Regions from separate parts of the Homo sapiens genome. Here region 2 is linked to region 1. Evidence: chromatin loops called from intact Hi-C (ENCODE). Cell type or tissue: gastrocnemius medialis. All regions are shown on one strand. Each heading gives the region's core, and the rest is flanking DNA. Links, peaks and the distances in the headings are about the cores only. Region 1 overlaps HTT (huntingtin). Region 2 holds the start of MSANTD1 (Myb/SANT DNA binding domain containing 1).

Region 1 (14,436 bases), core at 3-8,002:
GGTATATACCCAAAAGAATGGAAAGCAGGGTGGTGAAAAGATATTTGCATGCCAGCATTCATAGCAGCATTATTCACGATAGCTAAAATGTGGAACCAACTGAAGTGTCCCTCGATGGATGAATGGATAAGCAAAATCTGGTGTATATTTACAGTGGAATATTATTCAGCCTTAAAAAAAGGACATTCTGACACATGCTACAACATGGGTGACCCTTAAGGACATTATGCTAAATGAAATAAGCCAGTCACAAAAGGACAAATACTATGTGATTCCACTTACATGAGGGACCTGGAGTAGTTAATTCATAGATATAGAAAGTAGAATGGTGGTTGCCAGGGGCTGCAGGGGAGGGGAGTTATTTTTACAAGATGAAGAGAGTTATTCTAGAAATGAATGGTGGTGATGGTTGTATAACATTATGAATGTACTTAATGCTACTGAACTGTACAGTTAAAAATAGTTAAGAGGACCAGGTGTCATGGCTCATGCCTGAAATCCAAGCACTTTGAGAGGCCAAGGCAGGAGGATTGCTTGAGCCAAGGAGTTTGAGACCAGCCTCAGCAACATGGTAGGACCCCATCTGTACAAACAAACTAGCCGGGGATAGTGGTGTGCATGTGGTCCCAGCTACTCAGGAGACTGAGGCTGGAGGATCGCTTGAGCCCAGGAGGTTAAGTCTCTAGTGAGATGTGTTCATGCCACTGCACTCCAGCCTCGGCTATAGAGTAAGACCCTGCCTCAAAAAAACAAAACAAAACAAGACAAGAGCCAAAAATGGTTAAGATGGGCCAATCACAGTGGCTTATGCCTGTAATCCCAACACTTTGGGAGGTCAAGGTAAAAGGATCACTTGAAGCCAGGAGCTTGGGACCAGCCTGAGCAACATATCGAGACCCCTATCTCTACAAAGAAAATCAAAAACTAGCTAGATATGGTGGGCACATGCCTGTAGTCCCAGCTACTTGGGAGGCTGAGGTGGGAGGATCTCTTGAGCTCAGGAGTTCGAGGCTGCAGGGAGCTATTATTGCACTCCAGCCTGGGCTACAGAATGATACCCTGCCTCTTATTAAAAAAAAATCCAAAAAAAAAAAAAAGTAAACCTGAGAGCTTCCTCCTCCTGTGTTAAATTTGGAGGCCAAGATGTTTTTGTTACTTTTACAAATGATCAAGGACGGTGAAGGTTGGGCATGGTAGCTCACACCTGAAATCCCAGCACTTTGGGAGGCTGAGGCGGGGTGATCGCTTGAGCTTGAGACCAGCCTGGACAACATAGCAAGAGACCCCATCTCCACAAAAATAAAAAAATAAAAAAAAATAGCCAGGAGTAGTGGCATGAGCCTGAGCCCAGGAGGTCAAGCTGTAGTGAGCCATGATCATGCCACTGCACTCCAGCCTGGGCGAGATCGAGACCATGTCTCTAGAGAAAGAAAATGACAAGGACAGTGAACCCAAGAAAGTCATAAGATGCCAGCTGTGCAGCAAGCATGGAAAGCAGCCAGTCCAAATTAGGACAGTGTGTTTTCCAAGAAGAACGATCGTTTGTAATGAGAATGCTTTGCTTTAAATAAATGACTAAATAGCTAGAAGCCTAGTTCTAGGGGATAGGCACGTCTTTCTTCTCTCAAGAAAATAGAAAGGCAATTCTAATTTCTAGTAACAGCAAACAGCATTAAGTCATGGTCCAAATATGAGGCAAACCAAAATGTGGCTTGATTGTTCAGCAGTTGATCTGTTGGAAGCCCTTGATATTAAAAAGGTTCTCCTTTAAGCGGCTTAGGAGTCACGATCAAAGACCTATAGAAAGAGATGCCATCCTTCTAGGATCCTTGGCTCTCTTGGGAACTAGATTCAGATAGTCATAATGTAAATACTGCTTGAGCTTTCTTTCTTTCTTTCTTTCTTTCTTTTTTTTTTTGAGACAGAGTTTCACTCTTGTTGCCCATCCTGGAGTGCAATGGTGCCATCTCGGCTCACCGCAACCTCTGCCTCCCAGGTTCAAGCAATTCTCCTGCCTCAGCCTCCCGAGTAGCTGGGATTACGGGCATGCACCACCACGCCTGGCTAATTTTTTGTATTTTTAGTAGAGACAGGGTTTCTCCATGTTGAGGCTGGTCTCGAACTCCTGACCTCAGGTGATCCACCCGCCTCGGCCTCCCAAAGTGCTGGGATTACAGGTGTGAGCCACCGCACCCGGCCCGAGCTTTCATTTTTGAAATCAATGTATGACTGAAACACTGAAGACTTACTGACTTAATTATGGTTTCAGAACAGAATGAAAATGTCTTCGGTTCTGATGAATATAAAAGGAAAACTAACCAAGTTAATTTGGCAAGTAGATGGTAGAGATAGAGGTGGGGAGTGGAAGGGGAACTAAAATCTTCACCTAGCATTGTTGGGATTATATGGTTACATCATCTGAAGTTGACAGACCAAAATATAGAGGCTTCAGAGGTCTCCAAATAGAACTAAACATGTAATTCAGATTGTTAGGAGGTAGTATAAATGAGCTAAATCTCATCTTTATTACGGTAGAGTTAATGGGTGATGTCTAAAGTTGTCTGAAGTCTATAAATCATGACAAATTATGATGTGGTGATTGTATTCAACAGTCTTTCAGTTGCAGGGATAAAACCCCAGTTTAAACTAGAGTAAGAGAAAGAATGTGTTGGTTTAAGCTCCTGGAAAGTGCAGGCAAGGGTAGTTGGTAGGACTGCATCTAGTGTTGTAATTCTGTGGTCTGCATTGTATATTTATGCATCTCAGCTCTGCTTTCTTCTTTTCATTTATATAATTTTTAAATTTTATTTTAAAGATAGGGTCTCACTTTGTCGCCTAGGCTGAAGTGCAGTGGCATGAAGTGCAGTGCGAGGCTCACTCTAGCCTCGAACTCCTGGGCTCTAGAGTTCTTCCTGCCTCAGCCTTCTAAGTAGCTGAGACAATAGGCATGTACCAACATGCCTGGATAGGTTTTAAAATTTTTTTGTAGAAATGGAAGTCTTGCTGTGTTGCCCAGGCGGGTCTTTAACTCTTAGCTTCAGGCGATCCTCCTGCCTCTGCCTCCCAAAATGCTGAGGTTATAGGTGTCACCCACCACGCCCAGTCTCATCTCTGCTTCCTGTGTTAGTTTTGTTCTCTGGTGGGCTGTTTTCACATGACCGAAGATGACCTCTAGCAGGCTGTGTTCTCAGCCCCTCAAGTAGGCCTATGTGATTGGCCTTGCATGAGTAATATGGGTGACCATAAACCCCTGAATGCTCTGGTCCACATGGGCCAAATGGGAGACTGGACAGCATTCCATTGATGAGGAGGTGGGGCTGGTCTCCGGGAGTAAGGGAGAGGAGCACATGCAGTAACTGATGGTCTGCTGCAAGGGATAGCAGCACAGCAGTTAGAATTTTGGAGGTAACTACCAGAACTGAAAACAGAAATGATAACAAGTAGTTGCCTTAAAAAGGGATGGGAGCAGGGTGCTTTTGTGATCAAAGCTCCTTTCTCTTACTGGATTTTTGTACACATTTTGCATACATATCTTAGAGTAAAAGATAGCATTTTCAGCCTTGGTCCATTTGAGGATACTCTTGGCGTGGCCCGCCTCCATGCTAGCAGGCTCTGGTTGTGCCAAGTTCAGTTGAGCATCCTGGCTCTTGCCTGCACGGAACTTCCAGTCAGTGCGTCAGTATCACAAGTCTTGATATTTCCTATGAAGAAGAACAGTAGTGCAGTGACAGACGAAATGGGTGGGCAGGCAGAGGCAGGATTTCTGAGGGAGAGAAGTAGCTAGCTTTTTGCAGAGAAGAGTTCCGGCACCCAAGAGAGCAGCTGAGAGTACAGGCAGGCAGGCAGGATGCCGGTAGGGCCCGGCCGCACGGCGCCACAGAATCCTGGAGAAAGGGGCCTCTTCATGGCCTCTGCATTCAGCTGCTGTCACCCTCCGCACAGGCCATGGCCAAAATTTAATTTTCATAGTGGACTCTAGTTTTTGAGCCTTACTTGCTATTATTGAAATAATTTTCTTGTTTCTTTTTAAAGATCTTCGGATTATGCTTCACTGACCACTGTAATAAGTTTAAAGTTGAGAAAATATGGCTTGTTAATGAATGATAGGTCAATTTTAGTATGTTGGTCATTTTAATATTTTGCCACCAGTTGGTTTGGATTTGATGCCAGGAGGAGACAGCCTCATTTCTAAGGACTAGTCTTGCCTTTGTGGGATAAGGGTGGTGTGTTCTGTGTCCTTCTACATGTCCGAGCGATCTCTGTGCAGCTCAAATGTGGTCACTGTCTTATTGCGCTGATTTCCTCTCCTTCCATCTCACAATTGAGGCAAAATATTGTTACTGTTGAAGTGTTGTCCAATAGGACTTCCAGCAGAGACAGGATGTCTGCACTGTCTAATTTAGTTGCCTTTAGCCACATGTGGTGTTCTGTACCTGAAATGTGGCTGGTCTGATTGGATAGCTTAATTTATAATTTTATTTAATTTTAATTAACTTAAATTTAAACAGCTCTGTGTGGATAGTGGCTCCTGTATGAGACAGTGCAGGTCTGTTGAGAAGCAGCTTTACTGGTGGGAGTGGAGGGCTTGGAGAGGGCACGTGGGTTTCCTGCTGGTATCTTTTGACCTTATTTAATCTGCCCAACATTTGCAAGTAAGTTGTGTGTGTGTGTATATATAAATGTGTGTTTCTGTCTTCTTGTTTCCTTTGACTGCATTTATTTGAAAGACACTAGGTGGCAGAATTACTGTATTTGATTGGTTTCAAGATAAGAGTTGAAATAATTCATCTCGTGTTTTTATATAAGTAAGGTGTGTTTAGCATGTAAAATTGGTAATATGTATTCACGTACTGCTTAAACAAAGGCTATGAATTCCACCCATAAACCGAAAATGAAGACCTTTAAATTTGTCCATTTCAGGCGTGGGTACTTCTTAAATAATACCTGGTTCAGGAACTAGTCAGAATGGCACCCTTGACTTTTTGTTTCCTGCTTTTCCTCTTGTTGGGAGAGGAGGGTATTCATCCCAAAGTGGTTTGCCTATTTCACATTCCATCTAGGATAAGCAGAATAGCCAAGAAAGATAGCTGTCCTCCTGTTTACAACATTTGGGGTAACCAGCATCCCTCTCTTTTGGTCCAAGATAGACTGGTTTAGAAACAGATGATGGCACCAGAGGCCCAGGAGGTGGAAACATCAGCTTTGTTTGTTGTCCATGTGGCTGAATTAGAGCTGTCTGGCCTTGTAGCCTCAACACGGCCTTCCAGCTTTGCTCACCGTGATTTTCAAGGACACATCTTGTGCTCTTCCCTGCCTGCCATCCAGACTATACCCAGTCAGGGTGGCAGGAGCTGCTGCCCCTTCCTCCCTGAGTCCTGGTCGTGGGTGGTGGAGATGTGCCATGACGCTCACGGAGGCATGCTCACCCCTTCCTCTGTGGCAGAGGGGATGGCTGCACGACAGCTCTTCCCTGTCCTTTCCAAAGCGTCTGTGGTTCCACTTTTTGGGGCAAAGCAGGAATACTGGAAGAGAGAGAAAGTGGTCCTTTCTATAGTAATAAAGTTGACATTGATTCAAGTTCATGCTTGGGGAAAGGACAGGGCTACTAACAATTATAATGCTGGGAGCAATGGAATTTTCTCATGGGTATGTGGTAGGTTTAATTTTAATTATCCCAGTTAATTCTTAGAACTGCTCTGTGAAGTATTTCCCGCTTTGTGCTTAAGTTCTAAAAGATCCTGTGCCAAAACCAAGAATGAAAACCCAAGCATTCTTTCTTGCCCATCGATCTTTCTCTCATCAGGCCACTTCTTGGGTTGATAGTGGTGAGTGTAGCCGCTGCCACTTTCAGAATACCCACCATGGGCCCCAGTCACTGTGTGGCGTGGAGAAGAGATGGTTCTCTCTGTGTCATAGCTGAACAAGCCCAGCCCAGAGAGGTTTCTGCCCTAGGAGCTCTCGATGGTGGAATTGGGATGCGATCCCACATCCTGCCTGTTTTGAAAACAGCATTCTTTATTTCCAATTCCTGCTTCCATTGTTCCTTTTAATATTTCTTTGTTTAGCTCACAAAAACACGGCTTGCGGAGCTGCTGCGTGCAGCTGTAGCTGTTTCTCTGGGTGCAGCCTGCATCCGCCTTCCTGCCCGCCTCCTTTCCTGCACTGCCATCGTGGTCTCCGGGCACTTGGTCCCTTTCTCTTCCCCTGAGTCCCTTTGGCTCCCCTGTGCCACCCTTGTGATCCACAGGCTCTGCCTTCTTTCTGTCTCAGACTGCTGCTCATCACTACTCGGGACCCTAGGAAGGGAGGTTCCACCGAGAAGCATCTTCTCATCTCAGCCACGTTCTCAGTGCCACTGTTGTCTTTGTTAGGTAATGGTAGCTACTGTAACAAATAAACCAACATTTCCATGGCTTCACACCAGAGAAGGTTGTTTCTTGGTTTTATGACAATGTATTGAGGGTGTTCTTGGTTCACGGATGGTTTTCCTCCATGTGGGAATTCGGGGACCCAGGCTCCTTTCCTTCTTTTGGTTCTGTTCTCCAGGCCTTCACATCCTCTGTGTCTGGTTGGGGACAAGGAGAGGGAAGGTAAAGAAGGCTTTGTGGCCTTGGATAAGTGACAGGCATGCCTTTGCTGGTGTTCTCTCGTGGTGACAGGTCACAGCCCCACCCTGTAAAAGGGGACTGAGAGACGTCGTCCTGCTGCTTCCCAGCAGCAGCACTGTGGTCTCTGATGTGTTTTCTGTGAGGATAAAAACAGGTGATTCCAGGATGAGGAAAGTCAGGGAAACCCTTGGAAGGAGGGGACCAGGCGGGTGTCACCATGGGATTAGTGGTGGCTTCAGAATGAGCTGCAGCGAGTGCCATGCCTTCTAAAGCTTTTGCTATTCTGATATGCCCACACCATGCCCAGCAGGTGTCTGCCTTGCTCTCCGCAGAGAGAGTGATGAATCCTTCTCATGAGCCTCTGTCCAGTTGTTCCTCCCTCCACCTGGAAGGGACCCTGGGTTCCTCATAACATCCCAGCGGAACAGGGGACCTTCTATCCTGTCCCCAAGTTCATCCTCATCCTCCTGCCGGCTTCCTGGCCCCTCTTATGTCTGCTTCCTGACGCCACATCCTTCTGGATTCTCTGGAATTGAATTTTGCCTTTGATGCTTATTTAAAAATATCCATTGCAGGCCAGGTGTGGTGGCTCACACCTGTAATCCTGTGCACTTTGGGAAGCCAAGGTGGGCAGATTGCTTGAGCCCAGGAGTTTGAGATTAGCCTGAGCAACATGTTGAAATCCTGTTTCTATAGAAAATACAAAAATTAGCTGGGCATGGTGGCGCACACCTATACTCCCAGCTACTCAGGAACCTGAGACAGGAGGATCAATTGAGCCCCGGAGGCCAAAGCTACAGTGGGCTGTGATCGTGCCACTGTACTCCAGTCTGGTCAAACAGAGTGAGACCCTGTCTGAAAAAAAAAAAAAAATCCATTGCATACTTCACCGTAGCGAAACATGTATGTCTTACCTTTCCTTTCCTGCCTGTAGCTGCTCTTTTACACTTAACAGCCACACTAAGCCAGCCTTAAATGAAAAACAAACCAGCACTTCCTGTGCCCTCCTGCTTCCTTCATGAGGGGTCCCTCCCTCTGTGTACACTCCATTCTCATTGCCCATGGTGGTTTGTTTCCCTCTTGTTTCTCAAGCCATGGCAGCCTGCCTCTTGCCCTCTTTACTAAAAAGGCCTTTGCAGAGGCTGCCTGTGTTCTTTCTTTCTAGGTCTCTCTCATCCTAGGCCCTCCAGCTTGATTCTGTGGAGCTGCCCTCTTGTCACTCAGTAGCTTGTGGGGTCTTCTCTGTCTAGCCACTTAATTGATTGTGTTCCTCGAGTTGCTGTCCATGGTCTCTCGTTACTGTTTTCTCTGTGTTTCTGCCTCTCTCCTTGGCCTTGGTAGGTCCATCCCCTTTGTGACCTTGGCTGTTGCTCTCATGGACAACTTTCTCTTGCTGGTCCTTGTAGTCCTGGCATCCAGCTTCTCGACACGGGACTTGTCCTGCCAGTACCTCAGACTTGCACTTAAAATTGAACTAGCACCACTGTCACTCTCCAGGGCCTCTTCTTGTTAATTAGATCATTAGGGATGTTCAGAATCCCAGCATCATAGTATGTTCCTCCTCCCGCTACCCCAGGAACCCTAACCTTACCTCCTCCTCTCTATCTACTAGGAGGTGGCCCTCAGAGTCCGTCTCATCTTCCACCTGAACTTCCCTAATAGGCTCCAGCAGCTGCCACCCCGGGGGCTGAGTACTTCCTCCATGCCTTGTGCAGTGCTGAGCCCTTTACCTGGGTTCTCCTGTTTGCTCCTTATTACAGCCCTGCGAACAGATACTGCTCTTAATTCCATCTTACACCTAAGGAAGCTGAGGCCCCAGGTAAGGTGCATCCAAGGTCACCCAGGTAGTAGACAGTAGAGCCACGATCTGAACCAGGCAGTCTGATTCAGAGCCTGTGTTGACACTCAGCCACCTAGAACACAGCTTGGATTGTGGGTTTCTATTACCTGTTCAAAACCCCTACATCCCGGGTCTGTCCCTGCACGTGCTCTGTGGCCTGGCTGCATCTTCCTTGAAGGCAGTGCATGCCTCTTCACTCAGGGGGCCCATGCAGGAACAGAGGGCCCCACAGAAGGATGAGGCCAGTGCAGAATGGGCTGGAGGGGACAATGCTGACCAGGAAGCAAGTGTAGAGAAATCCCAGGAAACCTGGAGGAGCCAGAGACAAGGCATTAGAACTCCTCGTCGTGACCTGGTCTGCATTCTCTGAGTGTGCTGCTTCTGTTAGCTCGCTTCCTTGGTCTCAGGTTATAGTTTAAGGCATTGTGGAGCCCTAAAAAGCCTGTACTCTGTTTTTACCTGTTTTAGGACCCTTTCACTTTGGGGATGTGTTGATTTTTTTTTTTTTTTTTTTTTTTTTTTTGAGATAGAGTCTCGCTCCATTGCCCAGGCTAGAGTGCAGTGGCACGATCTTGGCCACTGCTGCCCCTGCCTCCTGGGTTCAAGCAATTCTTGTGCTCCCGCCTCCCAAATACCTGGGATTACAGGCACCCGCCACCACACTCGGCCAATTTTTGTATTTTTAGTGGAGACAGGGTTTTACCATGTTGGTCAGGCTGGTCTCGAACTCCTGACCTCAAGTGATCTGCCCACCTTGGCCTCCCAAAGTGCTGTGATTATAGGCGTGAGCCACCACACCCGGCCTGAAATTTAAATCAGAAATAAAATTTTGATCCCAACAGTGATGCCAGGCAGCCCAGATCTGGGGGAGAGGGTGGCCTTGGCCAGCTGGGCCTTTCTCTGTTTCCCAAGTCTTGCTGCCTCTCCCTGCTGGGCTTTGCAGCCTGTGCATGTCTCTGTGCCTTTGACCTTGTTTATCCAAAGGAGAGGATAGAATGAAGTCATGATTCCTGGAGCCCTGAGAAGGATGCTGTGGAGAAATTTGCCGGTAGAATCTAGCTGAGTGTGTTGCTGAGGTGCCAGCATTGTGTGTGGGGAGGCTGACCGCTTGGCCTGCCTAGGCCCAGGATGCTCCATGGCCGGGCACAGAGGCCACTTGGCTGTCAGGTGTCAGGAGCCTGCAGAGGGCACACAGAGCCTGGACCGCAGGGGGGTCCTGCTTTCTCACCTGGCCTCCTTCAGCATTTCTGTCCCTCAGTCCTTAGCAAGCCCAGGAGCTGTTGAGTTTGGCAGGTGCCGAGTGCTGTTCCTGCCTGTGTAGCTGTGGCTCAGTCCTGTGGGGGCCCCGCTGTGGCCCGAGTGCAGTGATTCGAGGCGCTGAGTGTTCCCTGACTCCTTCTCCAGGAGCTGTGTTCAGACTTTCGCAGCTCTTGGCTTGGAGCTCCTGGAGGGCTTGGCATTGCCGACCAATGTGGAGGTCGACAGTGAGAGAGGAGGAATGCTAGCTTTCTTGACCAGTCCATTAAATAAGTGGGATATTGGCCAGGCACGGCGGCTCACGCCTTAATCCCAGCACTTTGGGAGGCTGAGGCGGGTGGATCACGAGCTCAGGAGTTCAAGACCAGCCTGGCCAACATGGTGAAACCCCCTCTATACTAAAAATACAAATATTAGCTGGGCGTGGTGGCAGGCGCCTGTAATCCTAGCTACTTGGGAGGCTGAGGCAGGAGAACAGCTTGAAACCGGAAGGTGGAGTTTGCAGTGAGCCAAGATTGCGCCACTGCACTCCAACCTGGGCAACAAGAGCAAAACTCTATCTCAAAAAAAAAAAAAAAAGTAGGATATCTGTTTCTGCTTAGAAAAATCAGAATTTTCTAAATGCCAGGTGTTCTGAATACGTAAGTATGGGAGACGACTCAGCCTGTTTCATTTTTATGTAAAATCTTCGCGTAGCCATGTGGCACTGGACCGAGATGAAAGCAAAGACATTTCTCCTTAACTTTGTTTCTAGGAATGTTCCGGAGAATCACAGCAGCTGCCACTAGGCTGTTCCGCAGTGATGGCTGTGGCGGCAGTTTCTACACCCTGGACAGCTTGAACTTGCGGGCTCGTTCCATGATCACCACCCACCCGGCCCTGGTGCTGCTCTGGTGTCAGATACTGCTGCTTGTCAACCACACCGACTACCGCTGGTGGGCAGAAGTGCAGCAGACCCCGAAGTAGGTTCATAATGCCCCACAGCCCAGGGCGCCAGCCCAGCACCCTGTCCTGAGACTCCCAGTAACCTGAGCTTTGGCCACCGTTAAAGCATTTTCATTTTCCATTTTTTGTGAGGGCTTGTGAAATTTCTGCTGCATATTAATATTCCTTTCATGGACAGCATATTATTGGGACAAACATGCGGTCCAGCTAAAGGCATTCAAAATAGCAGTTGCTTTCTAAATGCGATTTTCTTTGGCAGGTTCTTTGACACCATTGCATCTTGTGGGATATGCTTGTCATGCTCTGTGGCTCCTACTAAGTTCTAGTCCTTAAATTGGTTCCATAGCCAGACATGTTGCAATGTCTTAACCTCATTATAAAGTAAATGTGGTTCTGGTTATCCTTAGATAATGAAGTAACAGTGTAGCAAATTTCAAAACCTCTTGGAAATGTTATTTTACCATTCAAAAAGGCTTACTAAGGTTCTCGTTATGGGTGGCCCTCTTTTTGCAAAAGGTTTTCAGGCTTAAGCTCCATTTCTAGGTGCTCCAACACTCCATTATTTGTATATGTATGGAAATAAAAGCTGTGACCACCCCCAACCCTGGCCCCCGCCCAGCTGAATCCTCAGCACAGTATTTCTGGAAGGCTCAAGATCCCACGCTGGGGAAAAGAAGTTCTGGAGACAAAAGAGGGCAGGTGCTGCCGTGCCTCTCTGCTCAGTATGGATACTGGACCTTGTGCTGCCAGGGCTCCCAGTAGGGCCAGTTCATGGCACTCAGCTGGAAAGTCCACTGTTGGGAGGCATTCTTAACCATCCACTCTGTGCCGTATGTAGTGGGGTCTGGTCATTCTGTTGGAGGAGACAGACCAGTGACGACATTTGAAATGCTTGGTGGATGTCTTAGGCCTGTTACGATGACTGAGCACTGTGGGGGCAGGAGACAGAAAGTCAGTGTCTCCTAGTTCTGTGCTGCTTTAACGTGCATAGAAATCAGCTGCGGATTCAGCAGATCACTCCTTTTCTGACAGATGGGCCTGCTTACTCTGATGTTATATCAGAAAGCTCTGAATCTGGGAATTGTGTCCCCTGAATTGGAGTAACAGAAATGCTTAGATGATGAGTGTTTAAAAGAAATAAACCAAAGGTAAATTTAGTTTGGAATTCAGCAAGCGTCTTCATTCAGCCCTCTGAGGGCAAACTACAGCTTTTTGTAAATGTAGGTAAATTCTGTGACTGTTTCGTGACCCCCTCTGATCCAGTTTTCCTTTATAACCTTCTGTATTGTTCCTTCTATTATCCTGAAATAACATTAATAGATTAGGCTGGGCGTGGTGGCTCATGCCTATAATCCCAGCACCTTGGGAAGCCAAGGCGGGCAGATCACCTGAGGCCAGGACTTCGAGACCAGCCTGGCCAACATGATGAAATGCTGTCTCTACTGAAAATAACAAAAATTAGCCGAGCATGGTGACAGGTGCCTGTAGTCCCTGCTACTCAGAAGGCTGAGGCGGGAGAATCGCTTGAACCTAGGAGGAAAAGGTTGCAGTGAGCTGAGATCGCGCCACTGCACTCTAGCCTGGGTGACAGAGTGAGACTCCATCTCAAAAAAAAAAAAAAAAAAAAAAAATTAATGGATCAATGGATTTTTAACCTAATAATTAAATTTCAAAAAATATCGTTCTTTAATGGTAATGTAAAGGTAAAATTAAGATAATATGTAACAAGCATGTGAGTGTCTAAGGTGTCCCCGTGGTGGAAGGAAAAAATAAATCCCCATAAGTGTCCAAGATGCCCATAGAGAGCAGAGCTGTTCTGGTTTAAACCCCTGCTCTTAGCACTGTGTTTTTCCAGCTGTGGGTGGTGGGGGATGAGTATCTTTTTATTTCCATGAGATGAGAAAAATGAATTACTAGAAGTGTGAAATACAAAACACAGCTGCTCTTTTTTTAGCCATAGACTCAGCAGCCATAAAATTGCTGTATCCAGTTGCAGAAATTCCTGCTGCTTACTCTTGACCCTCTCTCGGTTTGTGTGCATCTCCTCTCAGGCTGGCTCCCAGATGGGAGCTGGCTCCAGGCGACACTGGGTGCTCTGCTCCAGGAGGTCCTTATGTGGGTCCTGCCCTAGCCTAGCCCCTCTCTTATGGACTCTGTCACTGTGGGTTTATGATTCACTCTCAATCTGTCTTACCTCTTGGTGAACTGTTAGAGTCCTGCCTATACTTTGGCGCTTGTGGGTGTGTTGTGGTACACATGATGTGTTGGTCACTTCCCAGCTCATCTTGTTCTGAGTCACCCTAGATTTGGGACATTCATTCGCCACCAGTACCGGGCGGTGTATGGCCTGAGATTTGGGGGGGCTTGTGCTGCTACAAATTGGGGCTGAATTTGAGTTGACAGTGGACCTTCTTTATGTCTACTGCTCATATTTGAATTGCAAATACTGCCTCTTCTCTTTCAGAGGCTCATTACCCTATAGCTGTATTATTGCAAAGTGCACAATTACAGCTTGAGTGTAAGTCACACTGCGCTGGCAGGACGGCCCACTGAGAAAGGGCACGTTTCCTGTTCGTTAGTTTTCACATTGACACATAATTTACAATACAGTAAAATGTACTTTTCTATCAACTGTAGTCAGTAACAGCCCCCCTCCCCCAACCACATCAAGATATAGAGGAGTGCTGTCACTTCAAACAGTTCCCTCTTCCTCTGCCACATCCTGCCCCTCCCCAGGTCTAACCACCAATCCGTGCTCTGTCCCTCTGTTCAGCCCATTGCAGAAGGCCATAGAAATAGAATCTATAGGCTAGGTGTGGTGGCTCATGCCTGTAATCCCAGTATTTTGAGAGGCTGAAGTGGGAGGATGACTTGAGGCTGGGAGTTCAAGACTAGCCTGGGCTGCCTAGCAAGACCCCATCTCCAGAAAAAAAAAATTTAAAAATTACAATCACGTCCCTGTAGTTCAGCTGCTTGGGAGGCTGAGGCAGGAGGATCACTTGAGCTCAGGAGTTAGAGGTTACAGTGAGCTATGATCGTGCCACTGTGCTCCAGCCTAGGTGACACAGCAAGACGTTGTCTCTGGGGAAAAAAGAAAGAAACGGAACCACGCGGTGTGCAGCCTTCTGAGTCTGGCCCCTTTCGGTGAGCAGTGTCTAAAGTTCTGTCGCGTGTTGCCCACGCGTCGGTGGCTCGCTCCTTGCAACTGCTGAGCATTGTATGGCTAGGCTGTAGTTTGTTTTCACTTCACCAGTTGGGAAACAGAGAAAAGGCACTTTTTAAAAAGTTTAAATCTGTAGAATTTTGGTTTTTACCAGTTCTCTTCTAAATCCTGAGGGATTACAGGAAAAGTTGTTGTATTTCAGAATATTCTTAGCTTGATGTGACCTCTGTCCCCGTTAAGGCCCTTTGCCGCAATGGGAAGGACGTCGCTCGGTCAGACCCTGAAGGTCAGAGGGGCAGTTTGGGAGTGTGTCAACATTTTAACTGTATGGACTAGAGCCAAGAGTCTCAAGGTTTATAATTCCCACGTATTCAAAAAGAAAAAAACAATAAAGTGAGAAGTCAGTGTAGAGTGAAATAACCTGTGTTAGTGGGGAAGAAGTGTTTTTAAACAGGATTTCCATAACGTATAACATCAACATGTTTAGAGTGGTGATGTTTCATTGGGAAACGAACAGTAAAACATGAAAGCAGGGAGGTTTTCATTCTGGCAGTTGGCAACTTTCACGGCAGATGGAGAATTTCAAAAGCAATTGCTCAATTATCAAACATAGCCAGTGTGAG
Region 2 (15,433 bases), core at 2,634-10,633, 53 kb after region 1:
AGACTTCTACAGACACCAGATAGAGGAGGAGCTCGACCGCAGGGCCTTCCAGTCTGTGCTTGAGGTGGTTGCAGCCCCAGGAAGCCCATATCACCGGCTGCTGACTTGTTTACGAAATGTCCACAAGGTCACCACCTGCTGAGCGCCATGGTGGGAGAGACTGTGAGGCGGCAGCTGGGGCCGGAGCCTTTGGAAGTCTGCGCCCTTGTGCCCTGCCTCCACCGAGCCAGCTTGGTCCCTATGGGCTTCCGCACATGCCGCGGGCGGCCAGGCAACGTGCGTGTCTCTGCCATGTGGCAGAAGTGCTCTTTGTGGCAGTGGCCAGGCAGGGAGTGTCTGCAGTCCTGGTGGGGCTGAGCCTGAGGCCTTCCAGAAAGCAGGAGCAGCTGTGCTGCACCCCATGTGGGTGACCAGGTCCTTTCTCCTGATAGTCACCTGCTGGTTGTTGCCAGGTTGCAGCTGCTCTTGCATCTGGGCCAGAAGTCCTCCCTCCTGCAGGCTGGCTGTTGGCCCCTCTGCTGTCCTGCAGTAGAAGGTGCCGTGAGCAGGCTTTGGGAACACTGGCCTGGGTCTCCCTGGTGGGGTGTGCATGCCACGCCCCGTGTCTGGATGCACAGATGCCATGGCCTGTGCTGGGCCAGTGGCTGGGGGTGCTAGACACCCGGCACCATTCTCCCTTCTCTCTTTTCTTCTCAGGATTTAAAATTTAATTATATCAGTAAAGAGATTAATTTTAACGTAACTCTTTCTATGCCCGTGTAAAGTATGTGAATCGCAAGGCCTGTGCTGCATGCGACAGCGTCCGGGGTGGTGGACAGGGCCCCCGGCCACGCTCCCTCTCCTGTAGCCACTGGCATAGCCCTCCTGAGCACCCGCTGACATTTCCGTTGTACATGTTCCTGTTTATGCATTCACAAGGTGACTGGGATGTAGAGAGGCGTTAGTGGGCAGGTGGCCACAGCAGGACTGAGGACAGGCCCCCATTATCCTAGGGGTGCGCTCACCTGCAGCCCCTCCTCCTCGGGCACAGACGACTGTCGTTCTCCACCCACCAGTCAGGGACAGCAGCCTCCCTGTCACTCAGCTGAGAAGGCCAGCCCTCCCTGGCTGTGAGCAGCCTCCACTGTGTCCAGAGACATGGGCCTCCCACTCCTGTTCCTTGCTAGCCCTGGGGTGGCGTCTGCCTAGGAGCTGGCTGGCAGGTGTTGGGACCTGCTGCTCCATGGATGCATGCCCTAAGAGTGTCACTGAGCTGTGTTTTGTCTGAGCCTCTCTCGGTCAACAGCAAAGCTTGGTGTCTTGGCACTGTTAGTGACAGAGCCCAGCATCCCTTCTGCCCCCGTTCCAGCTGACATCTTGCACGGTGACCCCTTTTAGTCAGGAGAGTGCAGATCTGTGCTCATCGGAGACTGCCCCACGGCCCTGTCAGAGCCGCCACTCCTATCCCCAGGCCAGGTCCCTGGACCAGCCTCCTGTTTGCAGGCCCAGAGGAGCCAAGTCATTAAAATGGAAGTGGATTCTGGATGGCCGGGCTGCTGCTGATGTAGGAGCTGGATTTGGGAGCTCTGCTTGCCGACTGGCTGTGAGACGAGGCAGGGGCTCTGCTTCCTCAGCCCTAGAGGCGAGCCAGGCAAGGTTGGCGACTGTCATGTGGCTTGGTTTGGTCATGCCCGTCGATGTTTTGGGTATTGAATGTGGTAAGTGGAGGAAATGTTGGAACTCTGTGCAGGTGCTGCCTTGAGACCCCCAAGCTTCCACCTGTCCCTCTCCTATGTGGCAGCTGGGGAGCAGCTGAGATGTGGACTTGTATGCTGCCCACATACGTGAGGGGGAGCTGAAAGGGAGCCCCTCCTCTGAGCAGCCTCTGCCAGGCCTGTATGAGGCTTTTCCCACCAGCTCCCAACAGAGGCCTCCCCCAGCCAGGACCACCTCGTCCTCGTGGCGGGGCAGCAGGAGCGGTAGAAAGGGGTCCGATGTTTGAGGAGGCCCTTAAGGGAAGCTACTGAATTATAACACGTAAGAAAATCACCATTCCGTATTGGTTGGGGGCTCCTGTTTCTCATCCTAGCTTTTTCCTGGAAAGCCCGCTAGAAGGTTTGGGAACGAGGGGAAAGTTCTCAGAACTGTTGGCTGCTCCCCACCCGCCTCCCGCCTCCCCCGCAGGTTATGTCAGCAGCTCTGAGACAGCAGTATCACAGGCCAGATGTTGTTCCTGGCTAGATGTTTACATTTGTAAGAAATAACACTGTGAATGTAAAACAGAGCCATTCCCTTGGAATGCATATCGCTGGGCTCAACATAGAGTTTGTCTTCCTCTTGTTTACGACGTGATCTAAACCAGTCCTTAGCAAGGGGCTCAGAACACCCCGCTCTGGCAGTAGGTGTCCCCCACCCCCAAAGACCTGCCTGTGTGCTCCGGAGATGAATATGAGCTCATTAGTAAAAATGACTTCACCCACGCATATACATAAAGTATCCATGCATGTGCATATAGACACATCTATAATTTTACACACACACCTCTCAAGACGGAGATGCATGGCCTCTAAGAGTGCCCGTGTCGGTTCTTCCTGGAAGTTGACTTTCCTTAGACCCGCCAGGTCAAGTTAGCCGCGTGACGGACATCCAGGCGTGGGACGTGGTCAGGGCAGGGCTCATTCATTGCCCACTAGGATCCCACTGGCGAAGATGGTCTCCATATCAGCTCTCTGCAGAAGGGAGGAAGACTTTATCATGTTCCTAAAAATCTGTGGCAAGCACCCATCGTATTATCCAAATTTTGTTGCAAATGTGATTAATTTGGTTGTCAAGTTTTGGGGGTGGGCTGTGGGGAGATTGCTTTTGTTTTCCTGCTGGTAATATCGGGAAAGATTTTAATGAAACCAGGGTAGAATTGTTTGGCAATGCACTGAAGCGTGTTTCTTTCCCAAAATGTGCCTCCCTTCCGCTGCGGGCCCAGCTGAGTCTATGTAGGTGATGTTTCCAGCTGCCAAGTGCTCTTTGTTACTGTCCACCCTCATTTCTGCCAGCGCATGTGTCCTTTCAAGGGGAAAATGTGAAGCTGAACCCCCTCCAGACACCCAGAATGTAGCATCTGAGAAGGCCCTGTGCCCTAAAGGACACCCCTCGCCCCCATCTTCATGGAGGGGGTCATTTCAGAGCCCTCGGAGCCAATGAACAGCTCCTCCTCTTGGAGCTGAGATGAGCCCCACGTGGAGCTCGGGACGGATAGTAGACAGCAATAACTCGGTGTGTGGCCGCCTGGCAGGTGGAACTTCCTCCCGTTGCGGGGTGGAGTGAGGTTAGTTCTGTGTGTCTGGTGGGTGGAGTCAGGCTTCTCTTGCTACCTGTGAGCATCCTTCCCAGCAGACATCCTCATCGGGCTTTGTCCCTCCCCCGCTTCCTCCCTCTGCGGGGAGGACCCGGGACCACAGCTGCTGGCCAGGGTAGACTTGGAGCTGTCCTCCAGAGGGGTCACGTGTAGGAGTGAGAAGAAGGAAGATCTTGAGAGCTGCTGAGGGACCTTGGAGAGCTCAGGATGGCTCAGACGAGGACACTCGCTTGCCGGGCCTGGGCCTCCTGGGAAGGAGGGAGCTGCTCAGAATGCCGCATGACAACTGAAGGCAACCTGGAAGGTTCAGGGGCCGCTCTTCCCCCATGTGCCTGTCACGCTCTGGTGCAGTCAAAGGAACGCCTTCCCCTCAGTTGTTTCTAAGAGCAGAGTCTCCCGCTGCAATCTGGGTGGTAACTGCCAGCCTTGGAGGATCGTGGCCAACGTGGACCTGCCTACGGAGGGTGGGCTCTGACCCAAGTGGGGCCTCCTTGTCCAGGTCTCACTGCTTTGCACCGTGGTCAGAGGGACTGTCAGCTGAGCTTGAGCTCCCCTGGAGCCAGCAGGGCTGTGATGGGCGAGTCCCGGAGCCCCACCCAGACCTGAATGCTTCTGAGAGCAAAGGGAAGGACTGACGAGAGATGTATATTTAATTTTTTAACTGCTGCAAACATTGTACATCCAAATTAAAGGAAAAAAATGGAAACCATCAGTTGTTGCTGTGTGAGGCTTGCTTTGCTTCATGAGAACCTAGACCTTGCTGAGCTGGAGTCTTAGGAAGCAGTCTCCTAAGTGCTTCTCCAGCAGGGGCAGAAACTGTCCCACCAGCTAACATCTGGCATTATGGAGGGTCCCCCAGGCAGCTGCCAGCAGGGACAGGCCCCGTGTTTTCTGTAGCCAGGGATGAGGAAGTGGCCCCAGGGCATGGGCCTGGCTGGGTGCTTCTGCAAGGGCCTTCCCAAACCACAGTACAGGTGGTCTTCCTGCCCTGCAGATGGGAGCTGTGGGAGCTGCTGGAGCTGCTGGAGCCTTCATGGTCAAGTGACATCATAAGCTTATATGACATACACAAGCCTCAGGACTTGGCCCATGGCACTGAAGCAGGTCATCAGGCCCAGCACAGAGACTAGAGCTGTGTTCTCACAGGGCCCACCACCCTTCCACCTCCTTGGCCATTGACACCTGCGTCCCTGGCCCAGCTGCTCCCAGGTAACCCCCAAAGCAGCTGGCACATCCCACCTCTGGTGTGGCCGGGGCTGCTGTGTGTCCGCAGGGCCTGCCCCGTCTATTCTAGCTTGTTTGTCCTGTCTGAACCAGCGCCTACTCCAAGAAGCCTCTGCTCAGCCCAGCGGGGATGCTTCTAAGCTCCGGACGAGCCTCTCGGAAGCCTTGGTGATTGGTGGTGTAGTCATCTTGGGATGCAGATGTCTTACCAACCTGCAAGAACAAAAACCCTGTGGCTTCCTCTGGTGCAGGGTATTTAGTCAATGTTTGCTGAGGTCCCGTCTGGTTCTGGCTAATTGGCAGGGGTCGTCCACCCATTCTTTCCCTGCTCTGCTGTCTGTGCCAGGAGAGACGGGGGCCAGTCGGCCAAGGGGCCAGCTCCTGCTGCCTGCTCCTCTTGGGCACGTGCGGGGGCCCCCTTTCTCTGAGCAGGGATAGGGATCAGTCTGCCGGAGGGATGTGGTGGACAGGCCTAAAGCATTTGGGGCGGGGCATGCCACTTGAGCTCCCTAAATCTGTCTCCTCATAGGTGACACCGCTCCAGGGCCCCCCAGTGGCCTCTCCTTTCAGAGCTACCTAAATTCTGGTCACTTCAGAGAAATGGAGCACCCCCTTCTCCCTGGTCCAGGTGTGGACAGCCTGGCACACTGAGCACACCTGGCATGGCTGGTAATTTCAGAAAGAAGAGGGGCCGGGGTCCAGTGGGAAGCAGCGGTGAACCCCTCGTGAGTGGGCTTTGCAGTCCCTCCCCATGCCACGGCAGAGCTGCCCTCAACACAGCCTTCCTCTTCCTCATCGGAGAGCACACCCTGTCCCCTTGCCGAGCTGTGCCCTGTGCCTTCGGTGGTATTTGATTTTGGCTGCTACTGGCTTTGTTGGGATCTGGAAGTCGCTTCCCCTGCGTGGTGCGTGGAGCACTGTAAGTCAGATGAGGGAAGTAGCCAGGGTGAGGTGAGTACCGGGTGGAGCCGCCACTGAAGGGACTGGGTAGGGGGGCCTTGCCTCTACATGATGTGACACAGCCAACCGAGGACAGAGGAAGCCCCGTTCCTGGGGGTGTGGGGTGCACCCCTCAGGGAAGCCTGCAGTGGGGCCTGAGGAAAGGCATCCTCCGCGAGCCCACGAGTCTGGTCCATGAGCACCGTGACAGTGTCTGTGGGTAGAGGTGGACCCGGCCTTGTGTCATCACCAGGACCTCTTTTGGGAAACCATGTGGACATCGCTTGCGGGTCCCCCAGGCTCTGCAGCCCCAGCAGCCTGGCTGCCTTTTGGGCAAGTGGCTTGAGCCACAGAGGACCCAGTCCTGTTGCAGCCACATCCTCTGGGGGGGCCCGCCAGTGTGGCCGGCTTTCTCCACCCTACACCAGGCCTCCAGGTGTCCTGGTCGGGGGTGTCTGGGCCCTGGGTGGGCCCTGTGGACCTGTGAGGTCAGGGTCAGGGCATCACTGGAGGCAGAGGGCTGAAGTTGTGGGTCTGGGTTCCCCTTGTGTGCACAGGCCCCTGCCCTCCATGCTTGGTCAGGCAGCTACCCCCAAAACTGCTAGGACAGGCTGGTCCTGAGGTGGATCCTGGCCCCTGTACCCTCTGGACAGCCCACCCGCCCAACCTTCTACCCTGCCCCAGCGGCGGCAGTGTTGGCCACATCCTTCCCCTCCTGGCCCCAATTGCTCTGGGGAAGTCCAGGCTCCGGAGCCTGCCCAGGGGCCCCCCGTGATTTGGGCCCAGGACTCCACGTGGTTCTCTGCCTTCACCCAAGCCCTGAACTCCTCAGCTGCCAAATCCCCACCCATCTGCACAGGCTGTGCTCACCACTGCTGCTCCTGGAAGGTGCCCCTCAGTGGGACGCCCACCTCCTCTCTGGGCTTCTGTGTTTGGGAGCCCTGCTGCCCCCACCCTTGGTCAGTCCCCATGTCCTGCTGGCCTGTCAGGCAGGGCAGAAAATCCACCCAGAAATGCTGAGCAGGATGAGAGTCTAGTTGGGCCCAGCCTCATTATTTAGAAGGGATGGAGGCCTAGGGAGCATGCTTCTAGCCTGAGCCCAGCAGGGCCCCGCCCATGTCCCAGGTCTGCACCAGGGACAGCTCCTGCCGAGGCCTGACCTGCCCCTTCTCCCTCAGGTGCTGCTGGTTGACCAGCCTCTGGCCCTAGGAGACCCCGTAGCGACTGAGGGTCCCAGCAGGCCATGCAGCTTTGCCAAGGTACGAGCCCCTCCCCAGCAGGGGACAGATGTGGGGACCCTCCCAGGCAGGAGCAGCTGGGTGCCTGGTGCTGCCATCTGCTGCCTGCCTGGTTCTTGTCCTCACATTGGAGGTCAGTGTGAGGGCTCTGCCTCGGGAAAGGCCATGGAGCTTGCCCTGTCCAGGGCCTCCCATGTGCACTGAGCCTGGGAAGAGAGGGTTGGAGTTGAGCCTTTTACCCTGGGAATGCTGCCTGGAGGATGGTGCGGGTGTGGGGTGGCACCCTGCCAGGCAGGGCCCTGCCTCCCTGCGCCCACTGGAACTCGGGCAGGCAGGGGTGTAGGTGCCTCCTCTAGAGCCGTCCGGTGGGGGCCCCCGGCAGTGGTGGTGGTGTCCACTGGCCAGCAGCTGCCCCTTCAGCCAGGACAGTAGGCCTGACGCTGTCCCCAGCAGCTCCAAGGTGGATTTGTGGAAGGGGGTAGAGGGCACGTAGAGGCCCCATGACCTCCCCAGGGTTCTGGGAGGGCTGTGCCCCCTTAGCCAGCACCATGCTGGGTGATATAGTCAGATCCTGTTACCCCTGTTGTGGAGGTGAGGAAACAGGTTAGTGGGGAGGACATGACTAAGGTCCATGCTGAGTCGCTAGAGCTGCACCCAGAACCACTGCTGGGACCCCATGCCTTTCTGCTTACCCCTTGTGCCGGGAGATGCCAAGAGATGCTGGGAGCCAGCCCCACCTCTGCCCTTGGAGTCATGGCTACGGAAAGGGCATTCGGACCGGTCCCTGACCTCACCGGGGAGGGCCGAACCCTGTTCCTGAGGAGCCAGGGCTTCCTAGAGGAGGTAGGCCTTCTAGTCACTCCTTCATCTGCAGGCACTCCACAGAGCTCTCTGTGCCAGCCCCCAGCACGGAGGGCTGACCTTAGTCGAGTGGAGATGCCCCAGTGCCAGGCAGTAGGGATGATGTCTCCTGAGGCCCAGATGGAAGGGACTGGACTAGTCTCATGGGGCTGATGGTGGGGCCAGGCCTTGACCAGGGACCCAGTGTAGGGGGTGCAGAGACCCCTCTGAGTTCCTCACACATCCCTGGGGCCCTCCCCATACACTTCCTATCCTGACTGCGGGCAAGAGGGAGCCCCAGTTCGCCTTCCCTATGCTGGGCACCCACAGTGGGGCTGGGCACCCCCGCCATGCCCCTGCCCTGTCCTTCCCCTGAGAGCCTCGGTCCCACCTCCAAGGTGCCTCAGAGGACAGCAGGGGCAGCGGGCAGAGGCCGAGATGCCTCCTCATTCCAGGCTCAGCTGCCCTTCTTGGGGCAGCCCACACCTGAGAGTCTCCTGCAGTTGGTCAGGCCTGAGGAGGGCAGGGGGGTGCCTGCTGTCCCTCTGCTGACCACAGTGGCATTTAGCCTGGGCACCGCGCCCAGCACAGTCCATGCTGCACAGGTGCCGTGGGCTCCACAGAGCCCTGCCTGACATGCATGTGTTACGTTTCGGGTGCCGATGCCCTTGGGCGGCACTTCTCCGGGCAGAACCCCCAGGCCACCGCTCCGGTTCCGGTTCCGCTGCATCTGGGGCTCTCGGCAGGCTGTGGTCCTCCGGCCAGCCTGGGGGCATCTCAGTCCCTCAGCCCCACAGGGGCCTGCCCCGCAGCCTGGGCCTCGAGCCCCGTCTCCGCACGCTGTGCCGAATCTGGCTGCCCATCAGCTCCCTGCGTACCCAGACTGTGCCCTGCCATGCCCGTGGCTCTTCCCAGGAGTGCCCTGTGGCCTCCCCCTGGCTTGCTGGGCTGATTCCCTCCTGTGTCTCAAACAGAGCTCACCTTTGCCATCACTGCTGTCCTCACCGGCCGGTGCCAGAGGCCCGTGTCTGTGTACCCTGTGTCTGCACCTCTGGGCAGGGCCTGGCTCTGACCAACCCGGGCTTCCAGTGTCCACAGACCTAAGGCCCAGGGCGCCTGGGGGCTGGAGCAAGAGAAGCAAAAGGAGCCAAGGGTGGGGGTTTGGGGTTCTTGTGAGGGCCCAGCCCCAGGACCCCAGGACCAGGACACCCAGGAGCCCCAGGGCCCAGCCCCAGTTCAGAAGGCAGGGGCCTTCTGAGGGAGCTTAAGGGTCCCACAGCCCAGGACCCCCACCAGGGCCAGTGGCCAGCGTTGGGGGACTCAGCCTCCTCGTCGCTCGTCCTCTCTGTTTCTCCCACCTTTTGCCCCCTTTCTCCTTGCCTGTTCCCACCCGAGGCCCCCTCTTGGCCTGCGTGAGCCGGGGCGGCACTGAACTGGGGGCCGATCCGCCTGGGCGGCGGTGAGAGGCAGGGCCGGGAGCCGGGCCGCTGGGTTTGGGCCTGGCCCGCTCGCCGCAATATTGATGGCCCGTCAGTGCAGCCCTGATTCCTGTGCTTTCAGTTAAAAGGTTTCTGTTGTTGTAGCTTATGCAGTTGCTCTGTTGCTATGGAAACGTGACATCAAAATGACGTTTCCCGTTTAAAAGCTTTTAACTAAATTCCTGCCTGTCAGATGTAGGCCCCATTTTGAGCGTGGAGCTGCCTTCGAGCGAGCGTGAGCGGCGCCTCCCGCCCATGGTGCGTGGGGCCGGGCCGGGGCCCTCGCTGAGCGCGCTCTCTCACCCCACAGGCGCCTCCGGCATGGCGGCGGCCGAGGGGCCCGGCTACCTCGTGTCTCCCCAGGCGGAGAAGCACCGGCGGGCCCGCAACTGGACGGACGCCGAGATGCGCGGCCTCATGCTGGTCTGGGAGGAGTTCTTCGACGAGCTCAAGCAGACCAAGCGCAACGCCAAGGTGTACGAGAAGATGGCCAGCAAGCTCTTCGAGATGACCGGCGAGCGCAGGCTGGGCGAGGAGATCAAGATCAAGATCACCAACATGACCTTCCAGTACAGGTGGGCGAGCGGGCAGTGTGGGCCCCACCAGGACGGGCGGGCCCGGGCGTGGCGGGCCGCTCCTGACTTTCTTGGAGCTCTGAGTCGGGACGATGTGTGGGTCGTGGCCTGCCTGTCGGTCTCCTCTGGCCGGGTATGGGCAGAACCCCACGGGGTGAGACGGGGCCCACGGAAACCGTGTGTGCAGCCTTCCATTGGGGAAGTGGGGAAACTGAGGCCCAGCAAGGGCAGGAAACCAGTCTAAGAGCTGAGGGGTAGCAGGGGTGGGGCTGGTGCTGGGCAGAGGCCAGGATGGCTCCCAGGACGTATGGGCGGTCTGGGCACTGTCCCTCGGAGGCAGCAACACTCATGGTGGTGCCCACTGACCTCACACCCTGCTCCCCCATAGGGAGGCGGCGGCTGCCAGTGCCCTCCCCACCACCAAGCTCCCAAGCTCAGCAGGGGTTTCAGGGGCCTACTGCGTCATTGGGGAAATTGAGACTGCAAGTGAGAAGGAGGCTCAGTGCTCTGCGACTTGGAGCATCCACTGAGCCTCTGCCATGAGCCGGTGAGCCCCACTGGGGCTGGCCCTAGGGTCACGGTGGGGTATTTCCAGAAATCACCAGGTGAGGTGCAGGACCAGCCAGCGCATGGGTGGGGCTTACGGTGCGAAGAAGAAAGAGGTGGAGGCCTGCCCTGGCCCAGGACTCCCAGCGTGGGGGCTCCCGGCCTGGCCCCACCTCTGCTCCTGCTACATGGCAGGTGGGCCCTTCCTGCCCTGGCAACCTGCAGGGAAGGCCGGAGGGGACCACCCAGCCAGGGAGATGTTGGCGTCTAGGAGGGGACAGGTGTGGTCCCACACACCCAGCATCTTAAAGTGCGTGGGTCCCCAGCCCATTAGGACAGGGTCCCGGGTGGGCAGGGGTCATGGTGGGGTGAAGGTCTCAGGCACAGGCAAGGTCACAGGTGCGGTGAGGGTCTTGCAGGGTGTGAAGGTCATAGGTGTGCGGTGAAGGTCACAGGTGTGGGGTGATGGTTTTGGGTGTGGGGAGGGTCTTGCACGGAGCGAGGGTGGCAGCAAGAGCTGGAAGCTGCAGGGGGAGAATGGCAGCAGAGAGCACCCGGCCCTGTGGGCGGCCTGGACAGGGCTGGGCCTGGGGCTGCCGGAGAGCCTGTCAGCTTCCAGGATGGGAGTGGCCTCACTCAGCTGCTCCACCTCCGGGTCAGGCAGGTGAGCCTGGGGCAGAGAGGCTGAGAGCACCTGAGCCACTTGTGGGAGAGGCCACCCCCACTGCCCCCCTCAGGCGAGGAGCCGGCCTCCAGCACAGCAGAAGGGAACCCCCAGTCCCCAGCCCTAGTGGGAGTGGGGAAGAGGCCCAGCAAGGCCCCGGACAGACCGCCAGCCTGTGAGGTCTCCGCTTTCAGTTGCGTTGATTTGATTTTTTCTGAGCCTTGAAGGAGGGGTCCGGGGCCTGGCCCTGCCCAAAGGCCCCTAGGCAGGCCCCAAAGCCGGGACCTAGGGTGCTGAGCATGACGGATGTTGGGTTTGAGCGGCTGGCTTGCGACGTGAGGGCTGAGGTGTGAGCCTGGGTATCTTCAGAGGTTCGGTGGACACAGGCAGCTGCCCGCGGCCCCACTGTTCCCGTGGCCTCCTAGTCCTGCTCAGGCACCTGGTGAGGAAGGGACGCAGAGGGCAGTGGGAGGTGGCCACGACTGTTCCAGCAGGCTCCCCTCTGACTCAGGAATTCACGGGCACCACCTCCCTGGCTGGCTCTGGTTGGTGTCTGGCCAGGTTATTCATTATTTATGCTGAAAGCCTCTTCAGAGTCCCAGGGGAGGGTTTCTGTCTCCATTCCTGGAGGCTGAGAGATGAGGGTGCAGCAGAGTGGGGGCCTCCACTCCAGACCCTGCAGTCTGGGCTGGCCAAGGGCTGCACCGGTGCACTGCACGTCATGGCTGATGAAGCACTTCCACACCGCAGCCCCTCAGAGCTGCCACAGTCAGCCTTAGTTCACCGAGGGGGAAGCTGAGGCCCAGAGCATGAGAGGGACTTGCCCAGGGCCACATAGTCCTTAGCAGAGGAAGCTGTGGCTGGGTGACTCGATCTTTGTCCTTTTTCTTTATACCCGCAGTCTCCCCATAGCAGAGGCTTTTCTTTTTTTTTTCTTTTTCTTTTTTTTTTTTTTACAAGAACTCTTTATATATTAAGGCTGTTGGGCTGAAGAAGCCTGAGAGGGTGGCTGGTTCTGTGGAGCATGGTTTGTTGAAGTACAGTTTGGGGGCCTCCTACACTGAGAATAGGCCTTTTCTCGTTTCTCCAAAGAGTGGGCTGGCTCAAGTAGGGCAGAGAGAGAAGCCTGGGGCAGAGGTTAGGGATGGGCACCCAGCGCCTGCCCTCACACGCTCTGTGCTGGTGTCTTCACAGCCACGTGCCACCCTGGGCAGCATCCCCTGCTCACCATCTGGCTGTGCCTGTTTGCTGGGGGCACCTCATTCAGAATCCAGCTTATTGTTTCCAACGGCCAATGGCCACACCCTGGCAGGTAGCAAGAGTAGGAGAGAGGAGACACCCACTCCGAGCACAGGTTGGGTTTGGAGCCCGGCCTTGGGGCACTCTGTCACTCAAAGGCAGAGTGGGGAGTGGGCACTGGGCCTTAGGAGGTACTGGGTCCAGTGAGGCAGAGATGCCCCTGCCCCACCCCCACCTTGTGGCTTCTTCCCTGGCCTGGCCAGAGCTGTCTGGCCGCCATGGGGCCCTGTGTCTCCTGCCTTGACCTCCCAGAGGGCAGCCGAGGCCCAGGGGAGGCCTGGGGACTTAGCCTCTCAGGGCAGGACCTGTCTGCAGGAGTAGGTGGGTGCTGGGGGTCCCAGTGGTAATGAGGCATCAGGCAGTGTGGGAAGGGGCCCATCCGGCCCACCCCAGGGCCTCTGGGCAGGTTGCAGGTTGTAGCGCTGGATCTAGGCTCCTGCCCAGACTGTAGGTTCAACCAAGAATGGCATGGGAGCCCAGCCTGCTGTTTGCTTTATTAAATCTGCCCTGTAGCTGGGGGAGGGGCTTACTTTGATCATCACTATGTCATTGATATAAAAATAGAGGCTCAGAGAGGTGAATGAACCTGCCCAAAGTCACACAGCAAAGTGTGGAGATGAGATACTGACTCAGGGCTGTGGACACTGAAGCCTGTGCTCTAACGCCAGTGGCTGTCGCTCCCTGAGGCATTCTCTCCCGAACAACACAGTTATTATATTACAAAATATTATCACTATATTTATATATCTTATAATACCTTATTATTACAATAAAACCTTATTACTCTACCTTTCAAAATGAATTATTTAAAAAGCAGTATTTGCTCATTGCAGAGAGTCTAGAAACTATAGAAAAGCAAGGGAAAAGCAATAGGACCAGCCCCAAGGTCCCAGCATGCACAGATAACCTTAGTAATACTGGGACGTGTGCTTCCTTTTTAACATCTGAGCCCGTGTAGGTCCTGAAGCCCAGCTTCTTTCTAAGTCCATTGTCATCTTGACCCTGGAGCCTGGCCGATTTTGCTGGGGAGGCCCTTGCCAGCCGAGAGCGGCTCCTGCCTGTGCCGGCGTGGCGCGCCCCTCTGCTGAGGCTGGGCAGGACAGGGGCTGGGCCAGCTCTGTTTCTCACCCTTGGCTCTTGTGTCTCTCGTTTCAGGAAATTAAAATGCATGACAGATAGCGAGTCCGCCCCGCCCGACTGGCCCTATTACCTAGCCATTGATGGGATTCTGGCCAAGGTCCCCGAGTCCTGTGATGGCAAACTGCCGGACAGCCAGCCGCCGGGGCCCTCCACGTCCCAGACCGAGGCGTCCCTGTCGCCGCCCGCTAAGTCCACCCCTCTGTACTTCCCGTATAACCAGTGCTCCTACGAAGGCCGCTTCGAGGATGATCGCTCCGACAGCTCCTCCAGCTTACTGTCCCTTAAGTTCAGGTAGTGTGTCTGCTTGTCCTTCCCCTGCCCTGGGGTATCTCAGCCCCCACCATTTAGAGAAAGGGACTGGGAGTGGCAAGGCCGGCGGCGGCGGCCACAGTGGTTGCAGAGGCCGTGGCTGCGGGCAGCGCCTCCAGGGACAGGCGGCCTCAGACCAGGGAGGGCTTTAGTGTCCACAGGCAGACCGAGTTTGTCTCCCAGCTCCATCACTTTTGAGCTGCACGGAAAGTTCCTTGACTTCTCTGGCCTCAGTCTCCCTCCTATAAAATGGGGGTAAATCAGTACCTTTCTCAGAGGGTGGCTGGGAGCATCACAGGAGAGAAGACGCAGCATGGGGCCCGGCACACGGAGGGAGACCAAGCCCCAGACCCCAGAATGCGCCCCCTGGCCTCCCTTAGCCCACACAGACCCCACCCTCACAGGCTAGCTGCCCTCTCAGCACTGGGGAGGGTGTCGGGCTGCACCTCATCACGTGTTGCCGTGGGCATGACCCGTCCCCTCTGCCATCCATCCCACACCTCAGACCCGTCCCGTGCTGGCCACGTGACTGTGCCTGCAAGATGCTCACAGGGCAGCCGGGAGCCAGGCAGCATGCAGGACAGACACCTGCGGGGTGGGCCTGGGGAGCCCAGAGAAGGTGCTTTTGAGGAGGGGACATTTGGGGTGGGCTTTCAAGGTAAAATAGAAGTTGGCCATTTGGAGGCAAGAACAGGAAGATTGTGGATTTGAGTCACAGCTTCTCCCCTGCCCTGGTCTTCAAGTCTTTCTGACAGGAGGTGTCAGAAAAGTATCTTTAGTAGAGAAGGCGTCTCCGAGGAGGGTCCCTCTCATGCCGGGGGCCGCTGCTTGACTCAGGATTTCTCATTGAAGACCTGAGACAAAAACGCTTTTGCTGGCAGCTAGAAGGAACCAGCAGGAGGCCTGAGATTTGTGGCTGTTGTTCCCGTGGACTGAGCCCAGTTCTCAGACTCAGCTGCCTGGGGCCTTGCACAGGACTGGGGCGTGGGGGCTGCCCTCCCTGATCAGGCCCAAAGCGCGGATCTCACGCCCCTGAGGTTGGCTGTACCCTCTCAGCTCAGAGCAGAGTGTGGGCCAGGGATGAGCAGGCACTGGAGCAGGGCCCTGGGGTCTGTGGGTTTTGGCAGCTCCCTGCCCTTCAGGGAGGTCTGCTGAGACCACGGGTGGCCCCTACCCCAGCAGCAGAGCTCTCAGGAGGCGCCCACAGGGCTGGACTGCCTTTACTCACCACCTCTACCAGAGCTCTGAGGTCCTGGGGAGAGAGCCCAGGCCTCTTGTGGGCCCCACACCCTCTAGGTGCCTGTCCTTCTGCCTCTCTACCAAGGTGTGCCGGCCCCATTTCTAGGCCGCCGGGAGATAAGGGGGCTCACATCTCAGGCCCTTCCTTCTGGGACCTCAGTTTCCCCATCTGCCTAAGGCCGGGTGGGGCTGGTGGTCTTGGCTTCCCTACAGGGGTCCTGAGTACTCTGCACTACCCAGCACCCCCCACCCCTGCCTTCATCTCTCCCTGGGGGTGGTCTCTCCACCCCTGGCCCCCAACTGGGGCTGAGCCCCCACCTGCCCAGTTTGGTGGGTGAAGGGTGCTCCCTGGCAGGATATGCCCCTCTGCAGCCCAGAACATCCCACCCTTTCCAGACCGAAGGGGTGTGGATTGTCCTGGGACCCTGGTCATTGGGGTCATCCGCTAGTCGCAAAGGACGGCAATGCCTGTGGCCTCTCTTTCTTTCTTTTTCTTTTTTTTTTTTTTTGAGACGGAGTCTCGCTCTTGTGCAGAGAGCAGTGGCGCGATCTTGGCTCACTGCAACCTCCGCCTCGTGGGTTCAAGCGATTCTCCTGCCTCAGCCTCCCGA

Evidence for each region. Hi-C counts contacts between places; a loop is a spot of excess contacts. Peaks named below come from ENCODE experiments on the same cell type or tissue, not always from the same donor. Only the 100,000 strongest peaks of a DNase experiment are listed, where the experiment ranks them.
Region 2: a loop joins it to region 1, with 2.0 times the contacts of the local background. A loop is called at or near these places in 4 of 110 quality-filtered maps.

Annotation. Positions count from the first base shown.
Region 1 is chr4:3,189,273-3,203,708 of GRCh38, forward strand. It overlaps HTT (huntingtin), which reads left to right. Exons shown (of 67, transcript NM_001388492.1): 41 at 10,460-10,667. Among named protein-coding and RNA genes, the nearest start is that of MSANTD1, 53 kb to the right of the region's middle. RefSeq lists a silencer at 13,785-13,884. In gastrocnemius medialis, for the core only: a CTCF peak has its summit at 4,714 (motif pointing right); no DNase peak of the experiment used is centred there; H3K27ac peaks cover 1,463 bases.
Region 2 is chr4:3,239,918-3,255,350 of GRCh38, forward strand. It overlaps HTT (huntingtin), which reads left to right. Exons shown (of 67, transcript NM_001388492.1): 67 at 1-4,040. The coding sequence ends at 142. MSANTD1 (Myb/SANT DNA binding domain containing 1) reads left to right here and starts at 9,242. Exons shown (of 3, transcript NM_001042690.2): 1 at 9,242-9,625; 2 at 13,290-13,565. The coding sequence starts at 9,306. RefSeq lists a silencer at 6,620-6,795 and an enhancer at 10,760-11,656. In gastrocnemius medialis, for the core only: a CTCF peak has its summit at 6,871 (motif pointing left); no DNase peak of the experiment used is centred there.